Linked DNA regions of Homo sapiens: region 1 is linked to region 2. Evidence: chromatin contacts called from ENCODE Hi-C or POLR2A ChIA-PET data. All regions are on one chromosome and are shown on one strand. The core of a region is the stretch at or near the end of the contact, and the rest is flanking DNA. Distances in the headings are between cores, read along the strand shown. Region 1 overlaps LOC105369976 (a long non-coding RNA gene). Region 2 overlaps ATP2A2 (ATPase sarcoplasmic/endoplasmic reticulum Ca2+ transporting 2).

Region 1 (6,135 bases), core at 79-2,578, 230 kb before region 2:
TTTTTCTACCATATGCGTTCATTACTTTTTTTTTTTTTGAGACAGTTTCACTCTTGTTGCCCAGGCTGGAGTGCCATGGCGCGATCTAGGCTCACCGCAACCTCTGCCTCCCGGGTTCAAGCGATTCTCCTGCCTCAGACTCCCGAGTAGTTGGGATTACAGGCATGCGCCACCATGCCCGGCTAATTTTTTGTATTTTTAGTAGAGACAGGGTTTCTCCATGTTGGTCAGGCTGGTCTCAAACTCCCGACCTCAGGTAAGCCACTGCACCCGGCCTGCGTTCATTACTTTTTAAATCACTGAACGCTAAATCTGTATCTCCAGACCATATCTGAATTCTGTGCATAGTCTATGAATCTATGAACCTATATAACCCACAGACACTTCAAGTCACATCTTCAAAATGAAACGCTTTCCCACAAAACAGTGCAAGTAAGGACTAATGAGAGGAGAGAGTGGAGACAGGCATGGACTATTTCTTCTATAGTCTTGGCTAGGAGGAAAAAGAGGTAAGAGGCCGGGTGCTGTGGCTCATGCCTGTAATCCCAGCACTTTGGGAGGCCGAGGCGAGTGGATCACCTGAGATCAGGAGTTCAAGAACAGCCTGGCCAACATGGCAAAACCTGTCTCTACTAAAAATACAAAAATTAGCTGGGTGTGATGGCGCCCGCCTGTAACCCCAGCTACTCGGAAGGGTGATAGAAGAATCACTTGAACCTAGGAGGTGAAAGTTGCACTGAGCCGAGATCGCGCCACTGCACTCCAGCCTGGGTGACAGAGCGAGACTCCGTCTAAAAAAATAAAGAAAGAGAGGTAAGAATGGTCTTTAATGGAGTCATGGGAAAATGTGTGTGTGTTGCAAGGATGTAGAGAAGATGGAACCATTTGAGCCATTCAAAGATTTTGATAGACTAAGTGGGATGTTGAGAATGGTGGTCTCTGTTTCTTTGTGAAGTAGGAAGCCACGTGTGAAGAAATGGGGATTGGGGATTGAATGGTGGATTTCTTAGTCATGTGTGTGTATGTGTTTACAATTTACAGAAAATCAGGTGACATTCTTCAGCAGAAAAGGGAGGTTTTTCTGAGGAAACACTTATCTCACAGAGCTCAAGTGCAGGAAATGTGGCCCAACCTCATGAGAACCTATTAATAGAATCAGAAACTAAACTGTCCTGAGCTGAAGTTGCTCTTTCAGTTTGAAACTGCGTGGGCCCGCCTCTGTTTGTCTCTCTGTGCGCCCATTGTGAGTCTCTGTAAACAATGGATTCCTCTGTTTCTCCCAGGGCACGTGGTCCAACACTGCCTTCAAGGTTAGGTGTCCACAGTTCGAGTGCAAGCCCAGATCCACTATCCAGTTCCGGAATTCAAGGGGAATGATTGGCCTAGTTATTTATCCCTAGTCCAATCAGCTATGGCTGTGGGCGGGGCCACAAACAAACATGGCGTCAAGCGCTGACGTCCATGAAGGGAGAAGACAGGGAGAAAGGAGGAAGAAGAAAAGGAAGGAGCGAGAGAGAGAGAGAGAGAAAGAAGAGAGAGAGCTCTCAGAGAATAGAGGCTAGGGGACTGCTGATTAAATACCCCAATTCCCTCAGGTGGGACAGCACTGAGGCAGGTCTAGGCAGTCTCCAGGGGACCCTAGTGGGACAGAGCCCAGATGCCCACAGCGATGACCTGCCCTTCCTTTTTTAATTCCACCCCCCTCCGCTCCCACCCCCGAGATGGAGTCTCGCTCTGTTGCCCCGGTTGCAGTGCAGCGGCGCCACATCGGCTCACTGCAACCTTCCCCTCTCGGGTTCAAACGATTCTTCTGCCTCAGCCTCCCCGAGTAGGTGGGGATTACAGGCGCCCTCCACCACGCCCGGCTAATTTTTGTATTTTTAGTAGAGACAAGGTTTCACTATGTTGGCCAGGCTGGTCACGAACTCCTGACCTCAAGTGATCCAACCACCTCAGCCTCCCAAAGTGCTGGAATTACAGGCGTGAGCCACCATGCCTGGTCGTGACCTGCTCTTTAGTGCTTCCTGTGTCGATTGCCTTCCCTTCCCTGCCTCCCTTCCCCATGCCTCTTCCTGGGTCACCTCCCAACAAACTACATTCACCTGAACCTCGTCCAGCCGTTATGTGCTGGTGTTAAGGAGTCTGTCTGGAATTTTCCCTGAGAGCAATAAGTGGGTTTATAAACAAGGGTGTGGCATGATCTCATTTGCAACTCAGAGCACTCTGGCTGCACCCTGGAAAATGGGCAGAAAGGGCAAGAGTGGAGACAGGGTCCTGCCCAGGGAAAGGGTACAGTGACATGGAGGGGGACTGAAGACAGCTCCTTAAAGGACACCAACATCAAGGAGACTAAGCTGAGGCACTAGGGAGGAGAGGAAGACCAGGAGACAGTGAGTATCCAGAGGCCACGGGATGAACACTTCACAAGTAAGCCGGTGGCCAAGGAGATATTAAGAGCGATGGTAAAGCTGTGAAATTAAAGCCGCTCTAGTAAGGGACCTGACAGATAAATTACTGGAACAGAATGGAGTCAAGTATTAAACACGAAGATAGGTGGAACCCGGGTGTGGTGGCTCACACCTGTAATCCCAGCACTTTGGGCAGCCAAAGCAGCAGGATTGCTTGAGCCCAGGAGTTCAAGATCATCCTGGGCAACAGAGGGAGGCCCTGTCTCTACAAGATATAAAAATAAATCAGCCAGTGGTGGTGCACGCCTGTGGTCTCAACCACTCGGGAGGCTGAGGTGGGAGGATCGCTTGAGCCCGGAAGGTCAAGGCTGCAGTGAGCCATGTTCATGCCACTGCACTCCAGCCTGGGCAACAGAGTGAGACTCTGTATGCAAAAAAAAAAAAAAAAAAAAAAAAAAAAAAGTAGGAACTTAGTGTGTGATAAAAACATTTAAATCAAGGGAGAAATAAATTCCTCCAGATAGGATCTTTAAACAATTGGCTACTCATTTAGGGGAGGTCCGAGGGAGAGGAAAATGTACTCAAACTTTACAGATTTGAAAAGATGTGTAACTTTTCAAAATATAAAGTGATAGAACTGTCATAGGTAAACTGAGTCCTTTCCTTATTTTATATCACTTGCAAAGAAAGAACACCAAAATTGGAAAAAAAAAAAAGGCCAGCTGGATTTATTCTCTGGCCAGAGAAGGAGAAGGAGTGACCTCTCACTCCAGAAACACCTCCTCCTCCCCAAGCTGTGGAAAGCTGGAGAATTTTAAAGAGTTAGATATGGGGTGGAAAGGTTTGTAAGTCTGTGCAGGGAGGAACTTTAGATGCGCAGGCACAAACCATAAACATGTGTCTTCATACGATGCATGGTCAGAAAATAGTAATTTTCTTCTATGGGTGGGGATTTTAGTATTATAATAATAAGTTAATGATCTAAAGATAACAAGGAGTCCCTGATTCTGGTTTGCTCTGGTTTCCAGCAGGCCTTACCTTCCTCTGATAATTGGTGAAACATTTTGAAGCTCCCAGGGCATCTAGAGTCCTTGTAAACTAGCATACCTAGAGGTAAAGAGACTGAAAGAAACTGTTTAAGAAATGACATAGAGCTTTTGCAGTTATCGACCACTTAAGAAAATAATGAATATTCAGCTGTTTTGCTCTCTCAGCTATTTCTCCAGGACTGCCCCAACAAGAGTCTCCAAAAGTGAGCAAAATCAGCTACACAAAATGGGACATGCAAGTTACCATTCTATTTGTATTGCACACATTTTGCATTAAAGATAGAAAATGCAAACAAAGATAACTGGACACCCTTTGAAATTACTCAACTGATGATGACACCTCACTCTCCTCTACCTGGCTGGTGTTCCATACTTCTTCCCACAGACTCTGTGAACATGTCCGTACCAGCGGGGCTTTACAGCCACGATACAAGGCTTTTCTTCTTTTTTTCTTTTTTTTCTTGAGATGGAGTCTCGCTCTGTCGCCCAGGCTGGAGTGCAGTGGCACAGTCTTGGCTCACTACAAGCTCTGCCTCCCAGGTTCACGCCATTCTCCTGCCTCAGCCTCCTAAGTAGCTGGGACTACAGGCGCCCGCCACCATGCCTGGCTAATTTTTTTGTATTTTTAGTAGAGACGGGGTTTCACCGTGTTAGCTAGGATGGTCTCGATCTCCTGACCTCGTGATCCGCCCAAAGTGCTGGGATTACAGGCGTGAGCCACCGTGCCTGGCCAAGGCTTTTCTTCTCTGTCGGGTGTGCAATGTTCCAGCCGTGGTTCACTGTGGTTTCTTTCTTGATAACTGCCATGACTAAAACAACATGTCAAAGCAATATTATTTTCCTCTATATTTCTCCAGGGCTATTTCTCAGTGAATGTGCCTTTTTAACTCTCTCTTGCTTCCTTCTCATCACCTAATTCAGAATGCTTTTTCTTTTCAGACCGAGTTTCGTTCTTGTTGCCCATGGGAGTGGAGTGCAATGTCTCAGCTCACTGCAACCCCCGCCTCCTGGGTTCAAGTGATTCTCCTGCCTCAGCCTCTCAAGTAGCTGGGATTATAGGAATGCGCCACCACGCCTGGCTAATTTTGTATTTTTAGTAGAGATGAGGTTTCTCCCTGTTGGTCAGGCTGGTCTCGAACTCCCGACCTCAGGTGATCCCCCTGCCTCGGCCTCCCAAAATGCTGGGATTATAGTCATGAGCCACTGTGCCTGGCCCAGAATTCTTAAAATAAGTTGATCAAGAGTCTATTGCCTAGTGATGTCAGAGGGTTAGCAGAAACCCCCGTGCCTTGGTATCTAAAAATGTTTTTCTTTTAGTTATGCTAAACTGGTGCTGCCTAATAGGGTGGCTACTCACCCCATGTGGCTACTTCAATTTAAATTAATTAAAATGAAATAAAATTTAAAATTCACTTCTTCAGTTGTACAAGCCGTATTTCAATAGCCACATGTAGCTAATGGCTACCATATTGAACAGCAAAGACATACAGAACTTGCCTACCATTGTAGAAAGTTCAACTGGACAGTGCTACAACATCTGTGGGATAGAAGAAAAGGTGAGTTTAGTTGCAAATAAGCAAGTAAGGTAAGGGTAGTCCCAATCAGATAGATGGCATCTATTTTGTGTGAAGTCTTGTGCTCACGCCCATAGTCCCAGCTACTTGGGAGGCGGAGGTGGGAGGATCACTTGAGGCCAGGATTTTGAGACCAGCCTGGACAACATAGCAAAATAAAAATAAAAAATATTTTCTTTTCCTTTTTCTTTTTTTTTTTTTTGGAGACACAGTTTCGCTCTTGTTGCCCAGGCTGGAGTGCAGTGGTGCGATCTCGGCTTACTGCAACCTCTACCTCCCGGGTTCAAGCAATTCTTCTGCCTCAGCTTCCCAAGTAGCTGGGATTATTGGCATGTGCCAACATATTCAGCTACTTTTGTATTTTTAGTAGAGATGGGGTTTCACCATGTTGGCCAGGCTGGCCTTGAATTCTTGACCTCAAGTGATCCACCCGCCTCGGCCTCCCAAAGTGCTGGGATTACAGGTGTGAGCCATGAGATGGAGTCTTGCTCTGTCGCTCAGTCTGGAGTGCAGTGGCAAGATCTTGGGTCACTGCAACCTCCACCTCCTGGGTTCAAAGGATTCTCCTGCCTCAGCCTCCTTAGTAGCTGGGATTACAGGCGTGCACCACCACCCCCAGCTAATTTTTGTATTTTTTTTAGTAGAGACAGGGTTTCACCATGTTGGCCAGGCTGGTCTCAAACTCCTGAGTTCAACACAAATATTGAAATAGGAGGCAGGGTAGTCCCAGCCACTTGGGAGGCTGAGGTAGGAGGATCACCTTGAACTCAGGAGGTCAAGACTGCAGTAAGCCATGATTGTACCACTTCACCCCAGTCTGGGCAACAGAGTAAGACCCTGTCTCAAAAAAAAAAAAAGAAAAAGAAAGAGAGAAAGAAAGAAAAAGAAGGAAGGAAGGAAAGGAAGGAAGGAAGGATGGAAGGAAGGAGGGAAAGAATAGAAAAAGAAATAGGAGGCAGAGTTGTCTGATGAGAATGAGAGGAAAGGCAAGAGGGTGGGAAGTGGGATGAGTGTCAAGAAGATTCAAAATAGTTGCTATGGTGAACGGGAGGAGAGCGCCAACAGGGAAAACAGGAATTCCCGGGTGGTGGTAAGAATTAGAGA
Region 2 (6,904 bases), core at 194-2,693:
ATATGAAAAGAGAATTGTTTAAAAAAAAAAAAAAAAAGGTGTTGGCTGGGTGCAGTGGCTTATCCCTGCAATCCTAGCATTTTGGGAGGCCATGGCAGGAGGATCACTTGAGCCCAGGAGTTTGAGACCAGCCTGGGCAACATATTGAGACCTTGTCTTTACAAAAAAAGTTTTAAAAACTTGCATAGTGAGGCTGGGAGCCATGGCTCATGCCAGCACTTTGGGAGGCTGAGACGAGGTTCACTTGAGCTCAGGAGTTTGAGACCAGCCTGGGCAACATGGAAAGACCCCGTCTCTAAAAAAATAAAAAATGAAAATTTGCTGGGCATGTTGACGTGCTCCTGTAGTCCCTGCTTCTCGGGAGGCTGAGGTGGGAGGATCAGTTGAGCCTGGGAGGTCAGGGCTGCAGTGAGCTCAGATCGTGCCAGTATGCTCCAGCCTGGGTGACAGAGTGAGACAGAGTAAAACTCTGTCTCCCAAAAAAAGTTCGGGGGGTGGGGAGCCTTAAGATTTTGCACACTGCTTAGATCAATGTTTCTCTAACTTCATGTGTGCAGGAATTACCTGGGGATGTTGTTAAAATGTATGTTTTGATTGGTTCAGTCTGAAATGGGGCCTGATTATTCTGCATTTCTAATAAGCTCCCAGGTCAATAATTTGAGTAGCAAGGCTCTAGAGCAGATCTTAATCATTTCTAGATCACAGTCCCTTTGAGAATTAATGAAATTTATGGACTTTCTTCCCCAAAAACATATATTGAAAATCTTGTGTGCAACTTCAGGAGGTTCATTTGTCCTCCTCCTCAGAAAGTCCACCTCAGGATTCTAGCTATTTAGTTTTGAAAACTGAAGTACAGGCCGGGCATGGTGGCTCATGCCTGTAATCCCAGCAATTTAGGAGGCCAAGGCAGGCGGATCATTTGAGCCCAGGAGTTCGAGACCAGCCTGGCCAACACTGTGAAATCCCATCTTCACTAAAAATACAAAAATTACCCGGGTGTGGTGGTGGATGCCTGTAATCCTAGCTACTTGGGTGGCTGAGGCACGAGAATCGCCTAAACCCAGGAGATGGAAGCTGCAATGAGCCTAGATTGCACAACTGCATTCCACCCTGAGGGACAGAGCGAGACTCTGTTGCAAAAAAAAAAAAAAAAGAAAACAAAACAAAAAAGAAAAATTGCTTTAGTTGTTCTGTAAATCCTGGAAGCTATACCTCTGTTTCCAAAGCCAAGGTATAAATTATTACTCTAGAAAACGGATAAGCAGAAGAGCAAAATAGTCTAAAACAAAAATCAGCATAGAGAGTTTTTGAGTTTGAGAGCCCCTGAGCACTGTCAGAATAGCTAAGACATTAAGAACTGTGAGAAATGAGAGTTCTCCTCAACCATCAGACCATGATAGGCCAGTTGATCTTGAAGCCTGACCTGATTTCATGGGGCTGGCATTTCCTTCCTGATTTCCTGTAATCACCTCCTCTCTACTCCCCATGATTCAGTGGTAGTCACAGTACCAGGAAGTGCCAACCTTTTCATTCTTGCTACTGAGATGAAGATTTTGGAAAAAGGAGAAGAAACCATGTGGTTTGGGAACCACCTTTCCTTTTTTTTTTTTTTTTTTTTTTGATACGGAGTCGCTCTGTCGCCCAGGCTGGAGTGCAGTGGAATGATCTCGGCTCACTGCAAGCTCCGCCTCCTGGGTTCACGCCATTCTCCTGCCTCAGCCTCCCCGTTAGCTGTGACTACAGGCACCCACCACAATGTCCGGCTAATTTTTTGTATATTTTAGTAGAGATGGGGTTTCACCATGTTAGCCAGGCTGGTCTCAAACTCCTGACCTCAAGTGCTTCATCTGCCTTGGCCTCCCAAAGTGCTGGGATTACAGGTGTGAGCCACCGCTGCTGGCCATGGGAACCACCTTTCCTAAGCATTAACACCAAACCACCTAGATGGGCAGATTTAACTGTGACCAACTTTTATATTAAAAGATAATGGAACTTTTTTTTTTTTTTTTTTTTTTGAGACAAAGTCTCGGCTCTGTCACCCAGGCTGGAGAGCAGTGGTGCAATCTTGGACCACTGGAACCTCTGCCTCCTGGGTTCAAGCGATTCTTCTGCCTCAGCTTTCCCATTAGCTGGAATTACAGGTGTGCACCACCCCACCTGGCTATTTTGTATTTTTTTTTTAGTAGAGACGGGGTTTCACCATGTTGGCCAGGCTGGTCTTGAACTCCTGACCTCAAGAGATCCACCCACCGTCAGCCTCCCAAAGTGTTGGGATTACAGGCATGAGCCACTGTGCCCGGCCGATAATGGAACTTTTGAAAACCAAGGGCTTGGTGGCCGGGTACACTGGCTCATGCCTGTAATCCCAGCACTTTGGAGGCCGAGGCGGGCAGATCACCTGAGGTCAGGAGTTCGAGACTAGCCTGACCAACATGGAGAAACGCTGTCTCTACTAAAAATTCAAAATTAGCTGGGCATGGTAGCGCTTGCCTGTAATCCCAACTACTTGGGAGGCTGAGGCAAGAGAATCACTTGAACCCAGGAGGCAGAGTTTGTGCTGAGCTGATATCGTGCCATTGCACTCCAGCCTGGGCAGCAAGAGTGAAACTCTGTCTCAAAAAAAGAAAAAAAAAAAAAAAGTAAAACAAAGGGCTTGGCATTATCAGTGCCAGAAAAATACAAGATTGAGAGAATGGGGAAACAGGAGGGACATAAACTTGGTGGGAGTATACATTTGTATGCAAAAGTAAAAGATAACAGACGAAGATGTTAACCCTGTAACACCGTAAAAGGAAATGTTAGAAATAACTAGATAGCCATAAAAATAGAGGATGATTCATTTAGTTCATGGTATGGTTGTGAAATACTGTGGCCTTGAACAAGTACCTTTTAGTGTCTCATTTTCCTCATCTATAAACAGGGAGGGAGTAAAGATAATAGATCCCTCCTTAGAGTTGTGAAGATTGAATTAGTAACCTGTGAAGCTGTTCCAGCAGTACCTGGTCTAGAAATAATAGTCTCAAAATTTCATTGCTTATTATTACTATACAGCCACTTTTTAAAATGAGACAGGTATGTATAAATATAAAAGGTCTAATATTGTTTTAGTGAATGTTGTACATAAAGAGATGTCCAGAAAATCCAGAAGATACACTTTTTTTTTTTTTTTTTGGAAATGGAGTCTCGCTCTGTCGCCCAGGCTGGAGTGCAGTGGCATGATCTCAGCTCACTGCAAGCTCCGCCTCCTGGGTTCATGCCATTCTCCTGCCTCAGCCTCCCAAGTAGCTGGGACCACAGGCACCCGCCACCATGCCCGGCTAATTTTTTGTATTTTTAGTAGAGACGGGGTTTCACCATGTTAGCCAGGATGATCTCGTTCTCCTGACCTTGTGATCCGCCTGCCTCAGCCTTCCAGAGTGCTGGGATTACAGGCGTGAGCCATCGCGCCCGGCAATATACTGTTAACTGTATATATATCTGTTGAAAGAGGGGAAGAAGAATGGTGTTTGACCTTTTAAACGTGCATTTTTCTTTTGTGATAAAAATCTCTGTTGGTAGGTAGGCTGGAGTACTCTAACATTGCTTAGTGCATGGTTGCCTTTGCAACATCTAATGAATTGGTTACCTTTCTACCCCCATAACTCTAGTAACTGGAAACTTGCTTAATGATCAGTGTCATTTTTTTAGTCAGTTCATTATAAAATATTCCTTATGAGCTAAAATATATTTTGTCTGTTGTGTATGTTAGCTTTTTTAATTTGGAGCCACATAGAAATCTGATTTATCACCAGTTTAGATCTGAAGGGGAGCTTATGAAACCTTATTTTAGGGGATGAGAAGACTAAAACTCAGAGTTTGTAACTTATCCAGGAGCATGTGGCAGTTTGTGGCAGTACTAGGACTGTCAAATGTTAGCAGTATAGCGTATCCTAAAATTTTTATTTTTGGCCGGGTGCGGTGGCTCACGCCTGTAATCCCAGCACTTTGGGAGGCCTAGGTGGGTGGATCACTTGAGGTTGGGAGTTCGAGACCAGCCTGGCCAACGTGGTGAAACCCCATCTCTACTAAAAATACAAAACTTAGCCGGCCGCATCGGCACACGCCTGTAGTCCCAGGTATTTGGGAGGGAGGCAGGAGAATTGCTTGAACCCAGGAGGCGGGGGTTGCAGTGAGCTGAGATCACGCCACTGTGCTCCAGCCTGGGTGACAGAGCAAACAAACAAAATTAGCTTGGTGTGGTGGTGGGCACCTGTAATCCCAGCTACTCGGGAGGCTGAGGCAGGAAAATCGCCTGAACCTGGGAGGTGGAGGTTACAGTGAGCCGAGATCATGCCACTGCACTCCAGCCTGGGCAACAAAGCTAGTCTCCATCTCAAAAAGTAAAATAAAATAAAATGTTTATTTCCAAGTTAGTCTTAGCATTTGTTTCAAACGCTTTACCATCTTGGTAGTTCTCTTTGGTACCCAGATTGAATGCAGTTATGTAAATGGAGTCTGGTTGTCATTCTAGACATTTTTTGTCTTCTGACAGTCTATGGAAATTTCTTTGGCAGTCTTAATTACTCTACCAGCTAAAACTACAGTCTTTCTTAGGTGTTCTTCCCATCCCCCCATTCCTAAATTTCTAGACTTTTACTGGCATAGATTATTTTGGTTTTAGTCTAAACGTAGAATTTAAGCAACTACCATTATTGAACCTCATTTAGCTTAACCAAAGCTGTTATCTCTTTGGACCCTGATTTTTTATTGTTTCTAGCTTCGTGATGTTCTTCAACTTGGTAATTAGAAGTCTTTTGCTACATGTATACTAAAGGAAATATGTGTGCCAAATGCTTTATTCATTGACAGATATTTTATTTGACACCCACTGTGTGCCAGGTATAGTGGTAGGGCTAGGAAATCAGTGATGTCTGAGTGACTCTGCCTTTATGGAGCTTTTGGTTTTAGTGGGGAAGATTCATGAAGACCATGCGAGTGTAAGGAAAGGACAGGATGCTCTGTGGGCACACAGTGAGGGATGCCAGCCTAATCTGGGAGTTAGAGGAAAGCCTTACTATTTATGGGAGAAGAAAGGGTATGTGAAGGCCCAGAAACAAGTTAGAGGAACTGAAGAGCATAGTGTGTGATGCTCAGAGGGAGGTGAGAGGGTGACAGGCAAACAGCACTTGGGTCATGGAGGCTGTTATAAGCCCGGGTTGGGATGCCAAAGAAGCTGTTGAAAGATTTTAAAACAGGAGGAGATCACGTTTGCCATTTTAAAGACAGTACTGTCTAAGAAACAGATTGGGAGCAAACCACAGTAGTATAATGGGGTATTGTGTAATGTTCCTTCCCTGTTCACCGTGAGGCCTGGAAGTAGTTTAAAGTAGTCAAGTAGAGCTTCTCAAATGAAGAATTTCATTCAGTCTCTGCTAAACTACAAAATTTATGACTCAAATTGGAAACACGGTGAAAATTTTGAGTCACAGTTAAATGTTTAAGTAGTTTAAGATAAATCTGTTATGCCTTGTGTTTCCTAGGAGCCATTTAGATTCAAAAACAACAGTGGCATTTAGAAGGTAATTTCTGGTCTTAAATAGTGTTTTTCTTATAAAAGATTTTAATAACTGGTGTTTGCCACAATAAATTAGGTTTTTAAAATGCATAATACAATTGATTAATAAAAAGGATTTTTTAAAAAAATAATGCTGATTTTTGGTTTGTTTGGGTTTTTTTTGAGATGGAGTCTCACTGTGTCACCCAGGCTGGAGTGCAGTGGCGCAATCTCAGCTCACTGCAACCTCAGCCTCCAAGTAGCTACAATTATAGGCGCCCGCCACCATGCCGGGCTAATTTTTATATTTTTAGTAGAGACGGAGTTTCACCATGTTGGCCAGGCTGGTCTCAAACTCCTGACCTCAAATGCTTCGTCCGCCTTGGCCTCCCAAAGTGCTGGGATTACAGGTGTGAGCCACCATGCCCGGCTTGAATAATGGTAGTTTTAACCATCAGTATTTATATTTGACATAAGTGGTACAAATAATGTTTCAGTATCATGGCTTATAAACGTTTGCATGGAGTTCTAAAACGTGGCAAACTGATAATTTAATGAACTCTTACTTGAACTCTTGTGCAAGTATACTGTGAGGATTTTGTTCTGATTGGAAATCTTTATTGTAATAGCAAATTAAAGAGCTGTGGATTTTCAAGAGCTGAATTTGAAAGGTGTCAGATGTTAAATGGAAGGTAATTCAGAGTTTATTCTTTTATTGTACCTGCCTCCACCCAAAGAGTCAGAGAAAAACATTTGGAAGAAAAAATTGCAGAGCATCCCTTTGGCAAGAGTAAGAATTTTCCACTACCACTTGCCCTAAGAGCATTGACATGCCTCACCAGGGAAATGTTACAGGATGTGATCATCGGAACAGCCTAGCCTGCTCTTCATGCACAAAATCCTTTGTCTGAAATTCACAGAAGCCTCTCCAGACAAAGGGAAATTGTTGTGTCTTCACTTGAAAAGTATTCGGTGGACCTTTACTTTCATGAACCTTTTAACTCTAAGAACCTGTTTTCCTAATAGAGTCAACCCTAAATTGACTCTGATATCAACAAAAGGAATGTAACAGTCACACAGCAAGTTAAACAAAGGTTTTCATTAATTGAGCTTCCTTAGAGAAGGCTACTTTTACTTCCTAGCCTGAGTTCCTGTGCATAAAATGAAGAGGACATTGGTTGGTCAAGATGATGTGATGGTCCCTCTAGCTAAGAAAATACTAGAATATGGCAGGTTCGTTGGTTTGTTTTTGAGATGGAGTCTCGCCCTTTCACCCAGGCTGGAGTGGCGCAACTTCGGCTCACTGCAACCTCCGCCTCCAAGGCTCAAGCGATAGTCTTGCTTTAGCCTCCCAAGTAGCTGGGATTGCAG

What was found. Hi-C counts contacts between places; a loop is a spot of excess contacts on that map. ChIA-PET counts read pairs that join two places held with the same protein, here RNA polymerase II (POLR2A). Pooled maps may share reads with other maps.
Region 1: a pooled map shows a loop between it and region 2 (3-fold over the local background). The contact joins two enhancer-like sites. A Hi-C loop is called at or near these places in 2 of 50 pooled maps. POLR2A ChIA-PET finds 5 or more read pairs at or near these places in 3 of 52 experiments (BJ, Panc1 and activated CD4-positive, alpha-beta T cell).

Annotation. Positions count from the first base shown.
Region 1 is chr12:110,078,548-110,084,682 of GRCh38, forward strand. LOC105369976 (a long non-coding RNA gene) reads right to left here. Exons shown (of 3, transcript XR_945334.2): 3 at 4,150-4,266. Among named protein-coding and RNA genes, the nearest start is that of C12orf76, 33 kb to the left of the region's middle. RefSeq lists a cis regulatory region at 878-1,708 and enhancers at 970-1,049, 1,190-1,319. Within about 2 kb of position 1,329, at least 19 of the 41 ENCODE cell types and tissues checked have a DNase peak (open chromatin) inside an H3K27ac peak, as active enhancers do.
Region 2 is chr12:110,311,713-110,318,616 of GRCh38, forward strand. All of the region lies in intron 5 of ATP2A2 (ATPase sarcoplasmic/endoplasmic reticulum Ca2+ transporting 2), which reads left to right. Among named protein-coding and RNA genes, the nearest start is that of ATP2A2, 34 kb to the left of the region's middle. RefSeq lists an enhancer at 2,921-3,000. Within about 2 kb of position 1,444, at least 14 of the 41 ENCODE cell types and tissues checked have a DNase peak (open chromatin) inside an H3K27ac peak, as active enhancers do.